Linked DNA regions of Homo sapiens: region 1 is linked to region 2. A link is a loop called in an ENCODE intact Hi-C map of the cell type or tissue named here. Cell type or tissue: MCF 10A. All regions are shown on one strand. Links, peaks and the distances in the headings refer to the core of each region. The heading gives the core; the rest is flanking DNA. Region 1 has its middle 30 kb from the start of LINC02463. Region 2 has its middle 100 kb from the start of TBX5-AS1.

Region 1 (9,038 bases), core at 477-8,476, 1.4 Mb before region 2:
TTTATTTTCCACCCTCTCATCTGCATATATTACCAGGGCATCTAAGTACCTGGCTACTCCATTGGTGCTCAGCAGAGCCAATCAGTGTAATATTTTCAGTGCAGTGAGCCAAGAGTTCAATACCTCTGTGAACTATATTCTGGCAGAAAATAGGAGAACTGGCATTGCCCTGAGGCAAAACTGTGAAGGTATACTGTTGGGCTTGCCAGAAACAAGCAGATTGGGGGATGAACCTTCAAGAACCACTGGTGCATTGGAATAAGCAGTGGCCTGGAAGATTCACGATATTTGGGTTCTAGTCCCTGGCTCTCCCTCTATGTCAGTATCTGGTTTGGGGCAAACCATATCACTTCTGAGTCTCAGTTTCTTCATCTATAAAATGAAGATGTTTTAGTCAATATTTTATTCATTTGCAAATACGTCTTTGCTAGGCATGGGGAATTCAGTGATGAACAAGAAACATACTGACTGTTTCCTTAACATACAAACTTAGTGTAGCACAAGAAACTCAATTTTAGCTTAGATAGACTAGGAGTTTTAAAGTATGAGCAAGTCATGGGGCTTTTGTATATTAAAAACAGCAGGGATCCCTGCACAAAGAACAAATATGCAAAATATTTACGATGAAATAGTTGAGACATACCAAAAGTTCAGAGAATAACACAATGATTATTCATGTGTCTCAGCTTAAGAGATAAGTTAAAAAGATCCACTTAAAATTCACTTTCAGGTCTTATTCTCTTCATCCATTCCTCCCTGTCTCTGGAGGTAGCCATTGTACTGTGTGTATTATTTGCATATCTATTTTTATATATATATTTTTTGAGATGGAGTCTTGCTCTATCGCCCAGGCTGGAGTGCAGTGGTGCAATCTTGGCTCACTGCAAGCCCCGCCTCCTGGGTTCACGCCATTCTCCTGCCTCAGCCTCCCGAGTAGCTGGGACTACAGGTGCCCACCACCATGCCCAGCTAATTTTTTATATTTTTAGTAGAGATTGGGTTTCACCGTGTTAGCCAGGATGGTCTCGATCTCCTGACCTCGTGATCCGCCCGCCTCGGCCTCCCAAAGTGCTGGTATTACGGGCATGAGCCACCATGCCTGGCCCTATTTTTGTATTTTTATTACATATTCTGCATCTGTAAGATTTATACACCAGTTGCAGTCATTTATACTTCATGTGAATAAGGTAGATATAGCTTCCTGCAACTTGATTTCTGCACACAAGACTATGTTTCTGAGGTATCCGTGTAGATATATGTGGCTTTGGTTCATTTACTTTACAGTTCCATGTAGCATTCTCCTGTTTCAAAACAACACAATATAGTCATCCATTCTCCTGTTGATCATTTGTGTTGCTTCTATATTCCAAGAGGACTGCAATCAATGTAGCAAGGTAGAAGTCTCTTCTACCTAACTTCTCTAGAAGTTTCTCCTAGAAACTTAAGAGTGGAATTGCTAAATCACAGAATGCTCATTTTCAATTTACACAGTCAAGTTTTAATGATATTCATAAGTCAAATGGCCAGAAGAATGAAATGTGTAGCATTTTGTCTGTAAGCTTTGTTAATTAAAGTGGATCAGAAATAGTAAGTCATAAAGATAACGATGGTGAAGATTTCAAGATGTGGATTAGAATTAGGACTGGCATGAAAATGTTGTGGAATGTATAATCCAAGACTCTCAGCATTTTATGTTGATTGTTCTTTGGGTCACAGTAAATGCCCATGTATAAATATCCATGTAGGGTGATCAACTGTCCCAGTTTGCTCAGAAGTTAAGGTTCTTCTGGGACATGGGACGTTCAATGCTAAAATCAGGAGAGCCCTAGGTTGCTATTTCTCTAGTTGATACCATCTGTTCTCTTGGCTTTTTGGTGTGGAACATGACTCTTCATGAGAAAAAACCACATTCTTATAGAATGAAGATGAGACATTCATTCTGAGATAAAGAAGAAATAGGCAATGTAATAGGCAATGTAAAAGGTGAAAAGAAAAATCAGTGGCTTCAACTAAAGTACTGTTTCCAGACACATGGGTCATACAAAATCGCCTGGGTAGCTTGTTAAAAACACATTTATAGGCTCCTCTGGACTTTTCTTCCTTGATCAGAGGTTCTCAATCTTCAGAGGGCATCAGAATCACCTGGAGGGAAGTTAAAACACAGGAAAGGACCTGTAATTCCCACGTGTTGAGGGAGGGAAGTGATTGGATCATGGGGGTGGTTCCCCCATGGTGTTCTCGTGATAGTGAGTGAGTTCTCACGAGAGCTGATAGTTTTAAAGTCTGGCACGTCCTCCTTCTTGCACTCACGTTCTTCTGCTGCCTTGTGAAGAGGGTGCCTGCTTCCCCTTCGCCTTCCACCATGATTGTAAGTTTCCTGAGGCCTCCCCAGCCAGGTGGAACTGTGAGTCTATTAAACCTCTTTCCTTTATAAATTACCCAGTCTTGGGTATTTCTTTATAGCAGTGCGAACACAGATTAATGCATAAAGCTGCTCAGGATGAATCCTACAGCTTACTGTGTCTCCTAAAAATTGCAAATCACCTCCATTTCCTCATTTTATCACAGCAGGTTGAAATAATTTGTTTAAACATCAACCTGCCCTTTGCTGTTCACGGGTGGCCTTTATCTTTGTAAGCGTATTCCAGCCCGAGACTGCAATACTGGAACAGGGTCTGTGCTTAGTAAACCTTCTTTGGTTTCATCAATCAGTGACTTGGGAGCTGGTTCCGGGCAAGTTCCAGCTGAGGCAGATGATGTAGAAGATGGTGGTGGGTCATGTGAGCTCCATCAGCCTGCCTTGGGTGGGTGTGTTTTGAGAATCCTCTTGCAAAAGTTCTGTCCTAGAACTTGGGTGAACCCCTATTACCAAGACAAGTCCTCTGAGCTTAACTTGCCCTGAAGATCCTGACATCTCTGTAGCGGTCTAGCTTGGTTTCCTGACTCAATCCCTCTGTGACTTAATTTTTTCCCTGTACAAAACTGGAGCTCAGTGGGGATAGGGATTCATTCCTCTAGCATGCTTTCAAAAGCTCAAATATCTCCTCTACTACCCTCCACTTATCTCAAATGTCCACCATTATGGATTCATTCCTTTGTGTTTGTCTTGGGGGGCTGGGATGTGGAGGATTGAAAGAGCTCCTGAGAAAGGAAGACTTCTCCAGTCTTCCTGGTCTGGTTAGATATTCTCACAAGATTAGGAGCACCTCAAGGAATATGTCTCATTGCCATTGTGCATTTTATACTTAGCACAGCCCTTGGCACATAAAAGCTGCTCAGGAAAAGTTTGTTGAATGAATAAATGATTCTCAGAAACCCACAGCAGATGTGTCTGGAGAGAATCCCTCTAGATCACCACCACAGTCTATAAAATAGGGCAGATCCCTTTCGTTCCAGGCCTGTTCCAACGTAACAGTGACAGCGTGGAAGGAAGGTCTCACCTGGTCTCTGCAAACTTCATACCATATCCCACTCTGCTCAAGTTTCCTGGTCAATTTCACTTCCTCCAAAGAGCGGGGCTCCTTCCTATCTCCAGGCCTTTGCACAGGCTGTTTCTGATGCTTGGATTAGTTCCACTCCCATCCCATGGAGAGTTTCTTAGCTTCTTTTAAGTTGGCTGGGATCTCCCCAACTAAAATTATTCTGTGTCTGAAAAAGAAATGATGCAACCTGCATTTTTTTCTTTGCTTAATTTCTCTGCCTGAAAGTCCCGGACACCTGGCGCGATACCTGCAGGGCGCATAGTGAGGGGCTGAGTGATGAATGGGCTGAATGGAAGCAGGTGGTGGGAGCGGAGGGTGTGTCCTTCCACGGACGGCCAGCAGGTGTCGCCACAGACCGGGAAGAGGCGAAGCGGCGCGGCTTCACCTGGCGGCGGCCCTACCTGGAGGCTGCCGCGCTCCGCCCGCCCAGCCCCGCGCGAAGCCGAGAGCCCGGGCGCTGGCGTGGTCCGGGCAATTGGGAAAGCAGTGCCCGGAGCCACGGGCAGGGGAGATGAAAGGCGGGCGGCGGGCGTGGGCGGTCAGCAGCACCAGGTGAGGCCAGGACCGCGCTGAGTCGGGGCCCCCGGGCCGCGGGGTTGGGGTGGGGACAGCCTCGCGCTGGGGCGCCTCTCCTCCCTTGTGCTTGGTCCCCACAAAACTCCCGAGATGATTTCCCGCGGGCCCAGAGTCACAGCGGCCTTCACTCATCACGCCGTGTATGCCCGGCGTTTGCTATTCCAGCCTCGCGGCCACTCGCTGAGGTCGGTGCTTTGCTTACCTCCGTTTTACAGACGCACCAATAGAGGATCAGAGAGGGGAGGTCACTTGCTCACGATCACACAACACCCAGTTAGCAAGTTGTAGAGTGGGGATTTGAACCTGGGTCGGCCTCCAGAGGCTAAGCTCTTATCCTGGGTGTCCCCCTGTTTGACCTTAAAGTTCTGACCTCCTGTAAGTCATGCCCTATTTTTACTGTAATTTCTATTTTTCTTTTCCATCCCTCCCTCCCTCCCTGCTTGCTTTGTTTTTTAAAATGTTGTGGTAAAAGACACATAGCATAGAGATTCCGATTTTCACCATCTCGTTTGTCTGAGACAGGGTCTTGCTCTGTTGCCCAGGCTGGACAGCAGTGGTGGATCTCAGCTCACTGCAGCCTCTGCCTCCCGGGTTCAACTGATTCTCCTGCCTCAGCTTCCAGAGTAGCTGAGACTACAGGTGCCCACCACCATGCCTGGCTAATTTTTGTATTTTTTGGTAGAGATGAGGTTTTGCCATGTTGGCCAGGTTGGTCTCGAACTCCTGACCTCAAGTGATCCGCCTGCCTTGGCCTCCCAAAGTGCTGGGATTACAGGTGTGAGCCACCGTGCCCGGCCCCATTTTCACCTTCTTAAAGCATACAGTTCAGCACATTCAGTGTTGTGCAACTATCACCACTATCTAGTTTCCCAACATTTTCATTTCCCCCAAAAGGAAACCCTGTACCCCATTCTCCTCTCCTCCCAGTCCCTGGCAACTGCTCATCTGCTTCCTCTCTCCATGGATTTGCCTATTCTGGATATTTAATTTAATTTATTTTTTGGCTCAATACCCTCATCCTGTCTCAGGCTATCCCCGTGGTATCACAAGAGGCCAGAAAGTGGGAATCCTCAGACCAGTGGTTCCCAAACTTTGTTTCACTTTTGGAATCACCTGGAGACCATTAAAAAAAAATGGCTGGGTGTGGTGGCAGCACCTGTAGTCCCAGCTACTCTGAGGTGGGAGGATCACTTGAATCCAGGAGGTCGAGGCTGCAGTGAACCGTGATTGCGCTGCTGCACTCCAGCCCGGGCCACAGAGTAAGACATTGTCTCAAACAAAACAAAGCAAAGCTGTGCTTGCCTTCCACCCATCGACATTCTGATTTAATTGGCCTGTGATCGGACCAGGACATCAAGACTTTTAGCAGGTCCTCAGGTATTTCTAATGCACGGCAGCATCTGCAGACCCTCATACCTCAGAGCCTTGCAGCTCTGAGACTTTGCATCCCTTTTACAGGTGGGTAAGCTGAGGCCCAGGGTGGGAGAGGACTTGCCCAGGTTCACACAGGATGTTTGTGGCTGAACTAAGATTGGCACATAGTATTTTTGTTTGCTTTGTATTAATATTATTTTTGATGGACAAATCGTAATTATATACATTTACAGGGAACACAGTATTCTTTTACCCCACTGATGCCCTCTTACCCTCTTCCTGCCTCTCTAGCTATTTAACCTCTTTGTGCCCATTTTTTTCCTCCTCTGTAAACTGAGGGTCTTAATGGTTCCTACTGGTAGGTTTATTGTGCTGATCAACTGAGATTATGTCTGCGAAGTGCTTAGCACCGTGCTTGGGTTATAGCAAATGATATTCATCGATTGTTTTGCATGGGGTGGGCAGGGGGTAGAAGTGAATGGATGCCTGAAAGACCATGAGCTCATTGAGGAAAAGGACTGAGATTCTTCTCTCTGCATACTTGGCATTCAGTGTAGACCTTGCCATTTAACAGAAGTTTTTTCAATATGGAAAGAGGCTCTTGGTTGAGATCACACGCTCCTGTCTGCCTTTGCTCAGGCTGGGCCCCTTTCCTGGAATGCCCTTGCCTCTCCTTTCTCCCCCTACCCTCCCACTCTTCAAGGCCCAGGGCATTGGGACCCACTATATCAGGCCAGCCTGCAGCGACTGAGGATCCCACTCTTTATATAGTTGTGTGCGTGTGTGTGTGCACGTGTGTGTCCTGTTTCTATCACCTGACTCCATTGTTTTAGGAACCAGCCCATGTCTCCTGTACGTCTCTGTGTCAGGCATGAGGCTAGGCACACAGTCGGCATCTGCTAGGTACCACCTGAGGCCTTGATGACCTTCAGCTCCTGGGGAAGTTGAGGATGGGGATCCTCGGTGTCTCTAATATTCCCCCTTCCCCATAAGTGCATCCCAGGGAAGAAGATTGTTGTGGGCACCCCCGGCCACCCCACTCTGCTTGCTTGTAAAATCCCATTGTTGGGGAAAGGAGTCTCTATTCAACAAATGGCGCTGGGATTGCTGGCTGCCATGTGCAGAAGAGCAAAACTGGACCCCTACATTTCACCATATAAACCAACGCAAGGTGGATGAAATATTTAAATGTAAGACCTCAAACTATAAAAATCCTGGAAGAAAACCCAGGAAATACCCTTTTTGACATTGGCCTTGGCAAAGAATTTTTACCCATTCGCTGGCTGTGGGAACCCATATGACCCAGTTCTGGCCAATGGGAGTCAATGCCAGCTGCTCTGAGAAATTCTGGGAAATGTCCTTTCTCTCCTCTCCCCACTGCATTTAAGAGGCTGACAGTCGTGGCTGGAGCTGAGTCTGAGTTGAAGCCACCAGAATGGCAGTAACGTCAATCCCGAGCTCTGGCATTCTTGAGGTGCAGAAAGCCTTGGATGGCCCACTTCAGACTTATTATTCAGGAAAATCCAACCCCATGGCTGAAGGCACTCATGGTGAGGTGTCTGTCTGCAGCTGAACACTTCCTAACCGTTAGGACCATTCCCAACCTGCTCTTTCCCTATTTAAAGACAGAAGGAAGGGCAGACACTCAGGGTGAATTTCCTAATGTTCTTCTCATTGATCTTGGAGTAAAACCTCCAAGGAACTGGAGGTACCTAGTGATGTTACCCTCTAGGGTTTATTTTTATTTTATTTTATTTTTTGAGATGGAGTCTCGCTCTGTCACCCAGGCTGCATGGAATGCAGTGGCACGATCTCCGCTCACTGCAACCTCCACCTCCCGGGTTCAAGCGATTCTCTTGCTTCAGCCTCCCAAGTAGCTGGGATTACAGGTGCCTGCCGCCATGCCCAGCTAATTTTTGTATTTTTAGTAGAGATGGGGTTTCACCATGTTGGCCAGGCTAGTCTCGAACTCCTGACCTCAAGTGATCCTCCCACCTTGGCCTCCCAAAGTGCTGAGATTACAGGTGTGTGCCACCACACCTGGCCACCCTCTAGGTCTTATGTCCACAAGTAATAATAATACTGATAAAGGTTAACATCTTCAACACTTCCTCTGTGCCAGCACTTTGTGTGGATTATTTTATTTGATGCTCACTCCTTCCCATAACCATCCCATGGAAGCTGTTTGTATCCTCATTTTTACAGATGAGGAAGCTAAGACTCAGGGAATGTTTGTAATTTGGTGGTTGAGAGATTGTTTTTTGTTTCCTGCAGCAGACGGAGCCTCATTTCCATTATGAATCGGTCTCCCTCACATCTCAAACACCCTGGCTCATCTCTTCATCACCCTCATCCCCTGATGTGCTTTTCTTGCATGTGGTAGGTGCTCCATAGGTGTCTTTGAGAACTGTCACACCTACTGACAGGTCACCCCCTGTGATTCACCCTCTGCTTTCTTCTGTCACCAGCCATTCACCAGTAAGTGTATGCTGAACTCAAAGGTCTCTTTTAAATGTTCTGTGTGTGTGTGTGGTGGGGTGGAGGTGGAGAAATGGGCCTTATCCTTAGTAAAAATACCAGCTACTGTTTGTCAAGGGCTTGCTGAGGCCAGACACTGGGCTTTACATCCTTTTGTTTGCTGTTGTTTAATGCCTGCAATAGCTCTGGGAAGTCTTTCAAGAAATCAAGGCTCTGTGAGGACATATGATTTGTTCAGAGTCACCCAGAGTGGATTTGGACTGAGGCATATGCAGCTAGAGCCTGTGTCTTAACCTGGAGCAGAGGACGTAGCCATGCACACAGTCAGCATGTCCCTAACCAGAGGGGAAGCTCCTTCCTCTTTAAGGGAAACTTCCCTGGGGTGGAGATACCTGAGTTGAGTCTTGAAGGATGGGCAGGACTCCCATACGTGGGGAAGGGAAGAGAAGTTTTCACAAGAGAAAGGAAGGAAGGAAGGGCTTGGGCAAATGCATGGAGATGAGATAGTGTGTAGCTTTTTGGGGACTGGGGATTATAACTAGAAACCAGAGCAGCTGGTCCCAATGTACTGCTTACTTGTAAGAGTTACTGATTAGAAAGCTGGCACCATGGACTGAATTGCACCCACCCCTAGTTCATAGGTTGAGTATGTTGGACTTTACCCTTAATGTGGTGGCTTTAGAGATGGAGCTTTTGGGAGGTGATTAGGGTTAGATGAACTCATGAGAGTAGGGGATTTTAAGAACAGGAAGAGATCTCTCTCTGCATATGCACTGAAAATAGGCCACAAGAAGACGGCCATCTGCAAGCCAGGAAGAGAGCCCTCACCAGAGACTGACCCTGCAGACACCTTGATCTTGGACTTCCAGCCTCCAGAACTGTGAGAAAATAAATGTCTGTAGTTTAAGCCACTTGGTGTATGGTACTTTGTTAATGGCTGCCTGAGTAGACTTAGGTGACTTCTGTCTTGTGATGTCATAGGCTTCTGAAGGCACTGCCTAGATGGATGCCAATTCTTCTGGCTCCTTTTAAACGCAAAACCCATCCCACAGCAGCACAGCTGCTTAGATGAAGCTGATGGCCTCTTTGGAGAGTGGAGGTGGGCAGGACAGCTGTTAATTCTGGGGG
Region 2 (9,038 bases), core at 556-8,555:
CTCAAAAACACACAGCATTAATTCCACTATACCCCATTGATTTTAACAGGGTCACTAAAGTCAGCCCAGATTCAAGGAGAAGTGACATAGAACTCATCACTCGAAGAGAGAGGTGTCAAAGAATTGACAGCCGTTAAACACACACACACACACACCCACACACACACACAAAATTAATATATTTTATATATTTGCATATATTTTACGTAATACATATATATATATAGGCATTGAGTCTTGCTCCATCACACAGGCTGGAGTGCAGTGGCATGACCATAGCTCACTGCAACCTCAAACTTCTGGGCTCAAGCGATCCTCCTGCCTCACCCTCCCAAGTAGCTAGGACTACAGGTATGTATCACCACACCTAGCTAATTTTTAATTTTTCTTGTAGAGATGAAATCTCACTATGTTGTCCAGGCTGGTCTCAAACTCCTGAGTTCAAGCGATCCTCTCACCTCAGCCTCCCAAGTAGCTGGGACCACAGGTGAGTGCCACCACACCTGGCTAATTTTTTGTATTTTTGATAGAGGTGGGGTTTCAACATGTTGCCCAGGCTGGTCTCAAAGTCCTGAGCTCAAGCCATACACCCACCTTGGCCTCCCAAAGTGCTGGGATTACAGGTGTGAGCCACCATGCCCAGCCTAAAAATATTAGCTTTTATCAAAGGGTTTGAGCCCCACTGGTGCTGTCTCCCTTTTATGAAGGGGGAAGTAGGTGCTGTGGTGAACAAGTGAAAACCTGAGATCACACAGCAAGCTAAGAATCAGAGCCAGGACTAAAAACCAGGTCTCCAGGCACCAGGGGCTGTGTCTCTTCCTCAAAGTCTCACGACCCTACAGAGGGAAGTAGAGAAGGTGGCCCCTGGCTCAATTGCCAGACAAACCCCCAGATGACCAGGCCCTCCTTTGACACTGCATCAGGGCTTTCTGCCTCCCATTCATTAACTCAAGAATGCATTTATTCAGCAATACGCTTCCTGGTGACAATGCTTGGACACGAAGATCTTTAGTTTGGGAGGTAGCCAAATTGGAGCTCTTGCCCTCTGAACTCATGTGGGTGAAGGTCTCAAGAGCACCATCTGCTGAGAGAAACTGACAAATGATATGGAAATGGCAATTTCTCAAGCATCTTGGCTCCTCGTCAGGTTGGGAAGTCACATCCTAAAGGTAGAAACCTACACACCCAGCTTGCTGCAAAGACTGGGAGTCTCCATCCAAGGCTCTCTGGTTGGCCAGGCTCAAGGTATTCACTGGTAATTAATATTATATTAATATGTTTGAGCATTTAATCCAGCCATGTGCTTTTTTTTTTTTTTTTTTTTTTTTGTTGAGATAGAATCTCACAGTCGCCCAGGCTGGAGTGCAGTGGCACGATCTCGGCTCACTGCAACCTTCACCTTCACCTCCCGGGTTCAAGCGATTCTTGTGCCTCAGCCTCCTGAGTAGCTGGGATTACAGGCACACACCACCATGCTCAGTTAATTTTTGTATTTTTCATAGAGAATTTGCCGTGTTTCCCAGGCTGGTCTCGAACTCCTGAGCTCGGGCAATCCGCCCGCCTCAGCCTCCTAAAATGCTGGGATTACAGGCGTGAGCCACCGCGCTCGGCCTGCAATGTGCATTTTCTTTCTTTTTTTAATTTTAAAATATTAAATTTTTAAATTATTTTTAAAAAGCTTTTGTGGGTACATAGTAGGTGTATATATTTATGGGGTACATGAGATAGTTTGATACAGGCATACAATACATAATAATCACCTCAGGATAAATGGGGTATAAATCATCTCAAGCATTTATCCTCTCCTTGTGTTACAAACAATCCAATTATACTCTTCTAGTTGTTGTTGTTGTTTTGCCAGTCAGATGGTTTAAATGCGTTCCTTATTTTTCTTCAACTTTTAAGTTCCAGGGTACAGGTGCGGGATATGCAGGTTTGTTACATAGGTAAACATGTGCCACGGTGGTTTTCTGCACAGATCAACCCATCACCTAGGTATTAAGCCCAGTATCCATTAGCTATTTCTCTTGATGCTTTTCCTCCCCCGGCCCCATCTTTTAGTTATTTTGAAATGTACAATAAATTATTGCTGACTGTGGTCACCCTGTTGTGCTATCAAATACTAGATCTTATTCCTTCTATCTAACTCTATGTTCACATCCATTAACCATCCCCAATTTCCATCCACTCCCCACTGCTTTTCCTACCCTCTGGCAACCATCATTCTACCCGCTATCTTCACGAGTACAGTTGTTTTCATGTTAAACTCACATTAATAAGTGAGAACACACAAAGTTTGTCTTTCTGTGCCTGGCTCATTTCACTTAATATAATGATCTCCAGTTCCATCCATGTTGGTGCAAATGACAGGATCTCATTCTTTTTTGTGGCTGAATAGTACTCCATCATGTATGTGTACCACATTTTCTTTATCCATTCGTTTGTTAGCAGATGCTTAAGTTGCTTCAAATTTTGGTGGTCGTGAATAGTGCTGCAATAAACATGGAAGCACAATGTGCATTCAATCTTTACAATAGTAAGTAGCAATATTATTCTCATTTTGTAGATAAAGTGGAGCCATAGAGATTTAAGATCACATGTTCATACAGATTTATATCCGAATTAGCCTGACGCAATATCTCCTTACTATAAACTATGCATCTTGACACTTGATTTTATTCCTTAGAGCATTATAATGCTTATACTGTACACCGCATTCACTTGCCTTATGTTGCTCTCTATTTTTTTTCAAGGATGTCAAACTTCCTCCCAGCCATTCGGGGGTACCTTGAGGTCTGGGACTAAGCTGCTTTTCTCTCGTCTCTGGTGAAGAGATACAAATGAATACTTATTAAACGTAACTCAGAATTAACTATTTATCTCTTTGCTTCTGACATGGAAATGTAGAGAAGTTATAAACTACCTCATACATTTAGATAAATTGTTTTTCTACAAATATTCTATGGGGTTTAAAAATAACAGCAAAAGATACAGCCATCCCTCACAACTGTAATGGCAATAAGGAAATATGCATTCGTGAAATTTATTAATAATTTCCTATCTCCAGAGAGTCAAGAATTTTAACTGTATTGTTTTTCCAGATCTGCTGACAAGTTGCAAACTTCATTTGAGTGGGGCTCCACATTCTCTTCCACTTCACCACTGACAAGACCATTTGCAAACAAATCCAGTCCCACCAATGGGATGTTCTATATGCAATTTTTTAAAATTATACTTTAAGTTCTGGGATACATGTGCAGAACGTGCAGGTTTGTTACATAGGTATACACGTGCCATGGTGGTTTGTCGCACCCATCAACCCGTCGTCTACATTAGGTATTTCTTAAATGCAATTTTAAAATCTAGTTCCCAGAGACCATAATTCCATCTTTTCTCTTTTGTGCCTTCGTTCCTCCAAGGAGTAGACTAGTGTGGGAAACAGAGCTAAATTAAGGATTAGAATACCTGGTCTCTTTGATTTTTTTTTTAAATCTTCTTTTAAACTATAAAAAATATTCTTTAAAAATTATAAATACATATATTCAGAAAATGTGTAGCTCAATGACCTACTGCAAAATCAACACCCACATAACCACCACTGAGGATTTGTGTGAGACACCGGGAAAGTCACTTGAGTGACCAGTGTCCCCAGCTGTTTGAAAAGGATCTTCTTAAACCATAGTACGTTTTATTTATTTATTTATCTAATTTTATTTTTTAAGTTCCGGGGTACATGTTCAGGATGTGTGGGTTTGTTACATAGGCAAACGTTCGCCATGGTGGTTTGCTGCACCTATCAACCCATCACTTAGGTGTTAAGCCCAGCATGCATTAGCTCTTTTTCCTAATGCTCTCACCCCACCCCATCCTCCCCCGACAGTCCCCAGCATGTATTGTTCCCTTCCCTGTGTCCATGTGTTCTCATTGTTCAGCTCCCACTTATAAGTGAGAACGTGGCGTTTGATTTTCTGTTCCTGCGTTAGTTTGCTGAGGATAATGGCTTTCAGCTTCATCTATGTCCCTGCAAAGGACATGTTCTCATTCCTTTTTCTGGCTGTATAGTATTCCGTGGTATATATGTACCACATTTCTTTCTTCAGTCTGTCATTGATTGATGGCCATTTGGGGTGTTTCTATGTCTTTGCTATCGTGAATAGTGCTGCAATGAACATGGGTGTGCATGTGTATTTATAAGAGAATGATTTATATTCCTTTGGATATATACCCAGTAATGGGATTGCTGGGTCAAATGGTATTTCCGGTTCTAATCATAATATGTTGTTTTTAATTACTACCTCCTACTCCATGAGTTGGATGAACTATAATTTATCAATGTCTGTATTGTTGGCCCGTTAGGTGGTTGTTTTCTTCTTTATTACGAATAACCTTCTAAGAAGTAGCTTGTTCCTCAATCTTGTTCATATTCATAGTGATTCCTTAGGAAAAACTCCTAGAAAATGAATTTCTAGGTCAAAATGGAATGATTTTAGAGCCTTCGCAAGGCACACAATTAGTATGAAGAAGAAAAAAATGTTCTATTACCCGAGTCTATTTTGCCAAATAAATTTGAGTAATAGAAAACATTTACTCATTGAATGAAGATGCTGTTTTTGGGAACAGACAATCCAGAGGGAAGCATGCAGGCAAAGAATGGTCTACGTTGGAGGTAAAAATATTTCAAGTTGCCATTTTCAAAAATTGTAGTTTAGTTCAAACGCTCTTGCTTCCACAAGAGGCTTTGAAACAGTTTAACATGAAAGCACCAGCATCATGAAGTCTAAAGCCACTCCAAGCAGAGCACAGTGGCCACAGCCAAGTTGCAAAATTGCTTTTTAAAAGCACTCAACACCCAGCTCATGGTGAAAAATGTCTTTTAATGTCCAGCCAAGACTCGGCCGCTAGAGGGCACTAACAATACATATTTCCAGGCAGTACCAACACCGCATGAACCGAGGTTGGTTTTCTGTCCCTTTCCATCCCATCAGCCAGAAACACAAAAGGACAATGGCCCTGCAAGCTGCCCCAAACCAGTGGAAATCTTCTAGCAAATAGGCCAGAACCTTTGCTGCCATGGGTCTTCTATCTTCCAAATTCTGATAACTTTAATATTCTGTGAAAAAACGTGTAGCTTTAACCATGAGAGGAAATCTATCAGCATATGGGGGGAGAAACAGACTTTGCTCAAAATAACCTGTGGCTTTTTGAACAAAGTTTTTGATGACTTTTTTCACTTCTGATGAATCAGATTCACTACTGAGTGACATAACCCTCATCAATTTCCTCTTTCTGCACCATTTGGCTTCCAAGGAGGTACTCTTGGCTTTTATTTCCTGCATGTTAAAGGAAATTTAGTAAGATTGATGGCTTAATGTGTAGCCAAATATCATACAACCTATAACCGGAGTGTTTTGTAACTATTAATAATTAATATGAGATGGGTACCCTAGTGGGTGATGTGCTTATTCTTGGCATCCCTAAAAGAAACTCCAAATCTCCAGGCTCTTTGAGCTGAGAGATAGGTGATAAATGGTAATGAATTAGAAGAATTAAATGCTTTCTAAGTCCCGCAGTGTTGGGGTTGCTAACACTGTATTTGTATAATGCTAGCATCTGTATCTGTTTGCTGTTTCTCTCAACAAAACACACACCTGGCTTCACTGAGGAGGACAGAAATGCCCTTAGACATTTATCCTATACCTCAAACCAAAGTAGGCTCTCTCTGAGCAGTCTAAGCTGTCTTATTGACCAGGCTTCAGATTCCGATCCTGGCTTCAAAGAAAATTCGGCTCCTCCGTGAGCAGAGGGGAGAGGAAGAAATCAGTCATTGGCTTTAAATTGCCCTGTAGCCTTTATTCTTAATTGAAAAGGTGCCTGGAATGCTAATGTTCCCCCCCCAACATTAGGCCTAAAGAAGAGGTACAAGTAAAGGAATTTGAGTCCAGTTTTGAAAATGGAGGTGCATAATCATTCATGACCCCCATTTTAGCAAATGAAGTTACCCCACATTCAGAAAATATCTTCTTGGTTGCCTCTTTGGCTACAAAGACATATGTCTTCTTTTTAATGGTCTCTTCATTTATCCTCAATGAGTTTCTGCACCTCTGAGCTTGAGTCTTTTTGGTTATCAGCAAACCACAGGAGCCTGATAATTTTGGAAGGGGCACATTCCGATGAGAAAGCACCTATCTCCATAACTTTCCGCTGCGGAAGAAGAAGAAAATGCCTTGGCAAAGATAAATGACTCTGGTTTTCATTCAGATCCAACATCCATCTTGGCAAAAACTAAAATCAGTTTGCAGGGATTAAAAACGTGGCATGGAGGTTAGACAGTCATTCCAGCAGACAAAGGTCTGTGAAAAGATAAGCCTAATTCTTTGGAAAATGAGACACATTGACTGCTAATATCTTGACTTTCTTCACATCCTTTTTTTCTCTTAAGAGAAGTTTCTCCTCTATGCTTTCCTTTTCTTGCTTGAATGTTTATCCATGGAAATGCTGGGTTATTTAAACCAATAACAAATCTCTAATATTGCTCTTGGCCGAAAACTTCTGAGAGAGGATGTGACAGAGACTTTCTTCAGAAAACAAGCACGTGAACTTCCAAGATGCCAGGCAGTACCTTAGACCCCATTAGAGCACAAAGAGAAAGAAACACATTTAATCAAAGAGCCTTTTCCCACACCCTCTCCTTTCCCCTGCTCAGTGTTTTGAATCCGCTGAGTGTTGTGTCAACGTTGGTTCCTAAGTTTGTGGTTTGTCAGAAGGGTTCAAAGGCAGCGTCTGATATTTGGATGTAGTATAACTCAATGGAATGTCTTGATCGTGTCTCAGAAATGCACTGCCATGAGGCAACAGGTCAGTGATGGAGGCCAGAAAAATAAAAGACTGCCCAGATTATTGGGGGAAGTTTACTCTCAAGACGGGGCATCACAACCACCAGGCTGAGGAAGTCCTCTCTGTATTGCTGGCTTTTCTCCTGCTCTTTCTTGGATGCATTTGTGTGTTTAAATCTTCTAAGATCTCTGGTCTTAGAGACCCAGAACTTGACAGTAAAAACTTACTTTGGATCAGAGAAGTTCCCAATGTATGGGCTACAGAGAATTTTAACATAAATTTAAAATGTAGTGCATTTTCACCTAGTGTGGACGCTTAAAACTGAATGCCAATAAGTCTCCTGGGATCTGGATACAAATGATAGAGGAAAGGGCTATTAAAACTTTGTGTAGGGTCAGGTAGATATTTAACGCTGAATTAAAGATGGGTAAACAAAAGCCTGAGATGCACACATAGAATCTAGAGAGATCAAGTGGCTTGCCCAGGGGCACTTTATAACTGGTAGTGATGATGGTGGTGATGGTGATGGTGGTGATTATGGTGGTAATTATGGTGTTGATGATGATAGTGGTGCTGATGACAGTAACAATGATAGTAGTGATGGCTGGTTTTAGTGCTGATGATGGTGGTGATTGTGGTGATGGCGGTGATGGTGATGATGGTGTTGGTGAGGTGGGGGTGAGGTTATGGTGATGGTAGGGATGATGGAAGCAGTGGTAGTGATGATAATTGTGTTGTGGTGGTAGTGGTAGTCGATATGATGATGGTCTGGGGGTGATAGTAGTTATGGTGGCAGTGGTGGTTGTGATGACGGAGGTGGAGGTGATGATAAAGACTAGATTTCCAAATCTGAAGGTTCCTAGTACCTATATCTCTTAGACCTTTAACCTGCTATGTTTTATCAAAGGATGTTGGAGTCAACATCTGCCACCCCATTGATCACCAGAGTTGATTTGGCTGATCTGGCTGGTTATGTGGGTGTCCCCTTCCTCCTTCACCACTCAATGGGCATTCCTTCCAAAGCTGCCCGCTCAGTCAAAGAAGACAACTTTAACTGATAGTAGACTTGTAGGAGAGCACACAGAATGTTGTAAGGGTGTTGTCAAGTTTTAATGTTTAATGTGTCAAGTTTATTGTATTTTTTCATGATAAAAATAATAAAACTCATTGAAGTATATGTGAAAAATATATAAAAGTTAAAGGATAAATAGCAGGTATATCTGAGAGGCACAATTTCAGGGCATGTTTGCTTCTGGTTTTCAATATGTATGTTTTGGAGGACAATTTTTTTTTTTTTACCACATATTGGTTTTGTTTTTGTGATCCAGAAAAAGAAAGAATTTGGAGTGTCAATAAGAGCCCTTATTGTAATGCTTCTCTGACACAATAGTGTCTATATAATTACTCCGATATTGTAAATGAGAAAACCGAGAGTCTAATTTGCCCCGGTATCCTACCGAGAATAAATGGCAGGGCCAGAATTCAAACCCAGGTCTCCGTAACTCCAAAGTCATGCTCGTATCCAATGTATGTCACTGTCTCCCGAGGGTGGCCCTTTAGGTCATCACAGAAACACTGTCCCCAAGGATGACAACTCAAGGATGTGAGGGCGACCTGGCTGCAACATCTGCCACCCCATTGATCACCAGGGTTGACTTGGCTGATCTGGCTGGCTAGGTGAGTGTCCCCTTCCTCCCCCACCACTCAATGTGCATTCCTCCCAAAGCTGCCCACACAGTCAAAGAAGATGACTTTTACCGATAGAAGAGGGCTGTTCTTAGCCAAGGGTGTAGGAGTAGCAGCTCTCCCCTCCTAGAACCTCCAGACAAGCCCTCCAGAAGCCTTACAATGTGGTCTTCTGATAGTTTTTATAATTCAGGCTTCTCAGACCAACTCATCCTGAGTTTTGTTCCAAAGCAAATGTTGCTTTAGCAAGATTCTAGTGAACTTGGGGTCTAGTCTTCCTGGAATCATAGTCTTTTAAGAATTGGACATGTTCTCGGCAGGCTTCTATTCCAAAGTCTATCCTTAGTGCAGAAATGCTTTCTTAACATTCCAGGTAGACTGTCCTCACTTTGTTCATGAATGCTGCCTTGACAGGGAGTTCTTGCTCCCCAACAAAGACACACACACAAGAAGAACTCTCCCTTTTAAAACTTCAACCACATGTTCAGCTGAAGTTGACTTCCCAAGTAAACTTCATC

Evidence for each region. A loop is a pair of places that touch in the nucleus more often than their neighbours do. Peaks named below come from ENCODE experiments on the same cell type or tissue, not always from the same donor. Only the 100,000 strongest peaks of a DNase experiment are listed, where the experiment ranks them.
Region 1: a loop joins it to region 2, with 12 times the contacts of the local background. A loop is called at or near these places in 2 of 110 quality-filtered maps.

The regions. Positions count from the first base shown.
Region 1 is chr12:115,912,155-115,921,192 of GRCh38, reverse strand. No RefSeq gene overlaps it. Among named protein-coding and RNA genes, the nearest start is that of LINC02463, 30 kb to the right of the region's middle. In MCF 10A, for the core only: a CTCF peak has its summit at 3,822 (motif pointing right); no DNase peak of the experiment used is centred there.
Region 2 is chr12:114,504,583-114,513,620 of GRCh38, reverse strand. It overlaps the pseudogene RN7SKP216. Among named protein-coding and RNA genes, the nearest start is that of TBX5-AS1, 100 kb to the right of the region's middle. In MCF 10A, for the core only: a CTCF peak has its summit at 4,915 (motif pointing right); a DNase peak (open chromatin) is centred at 4,920.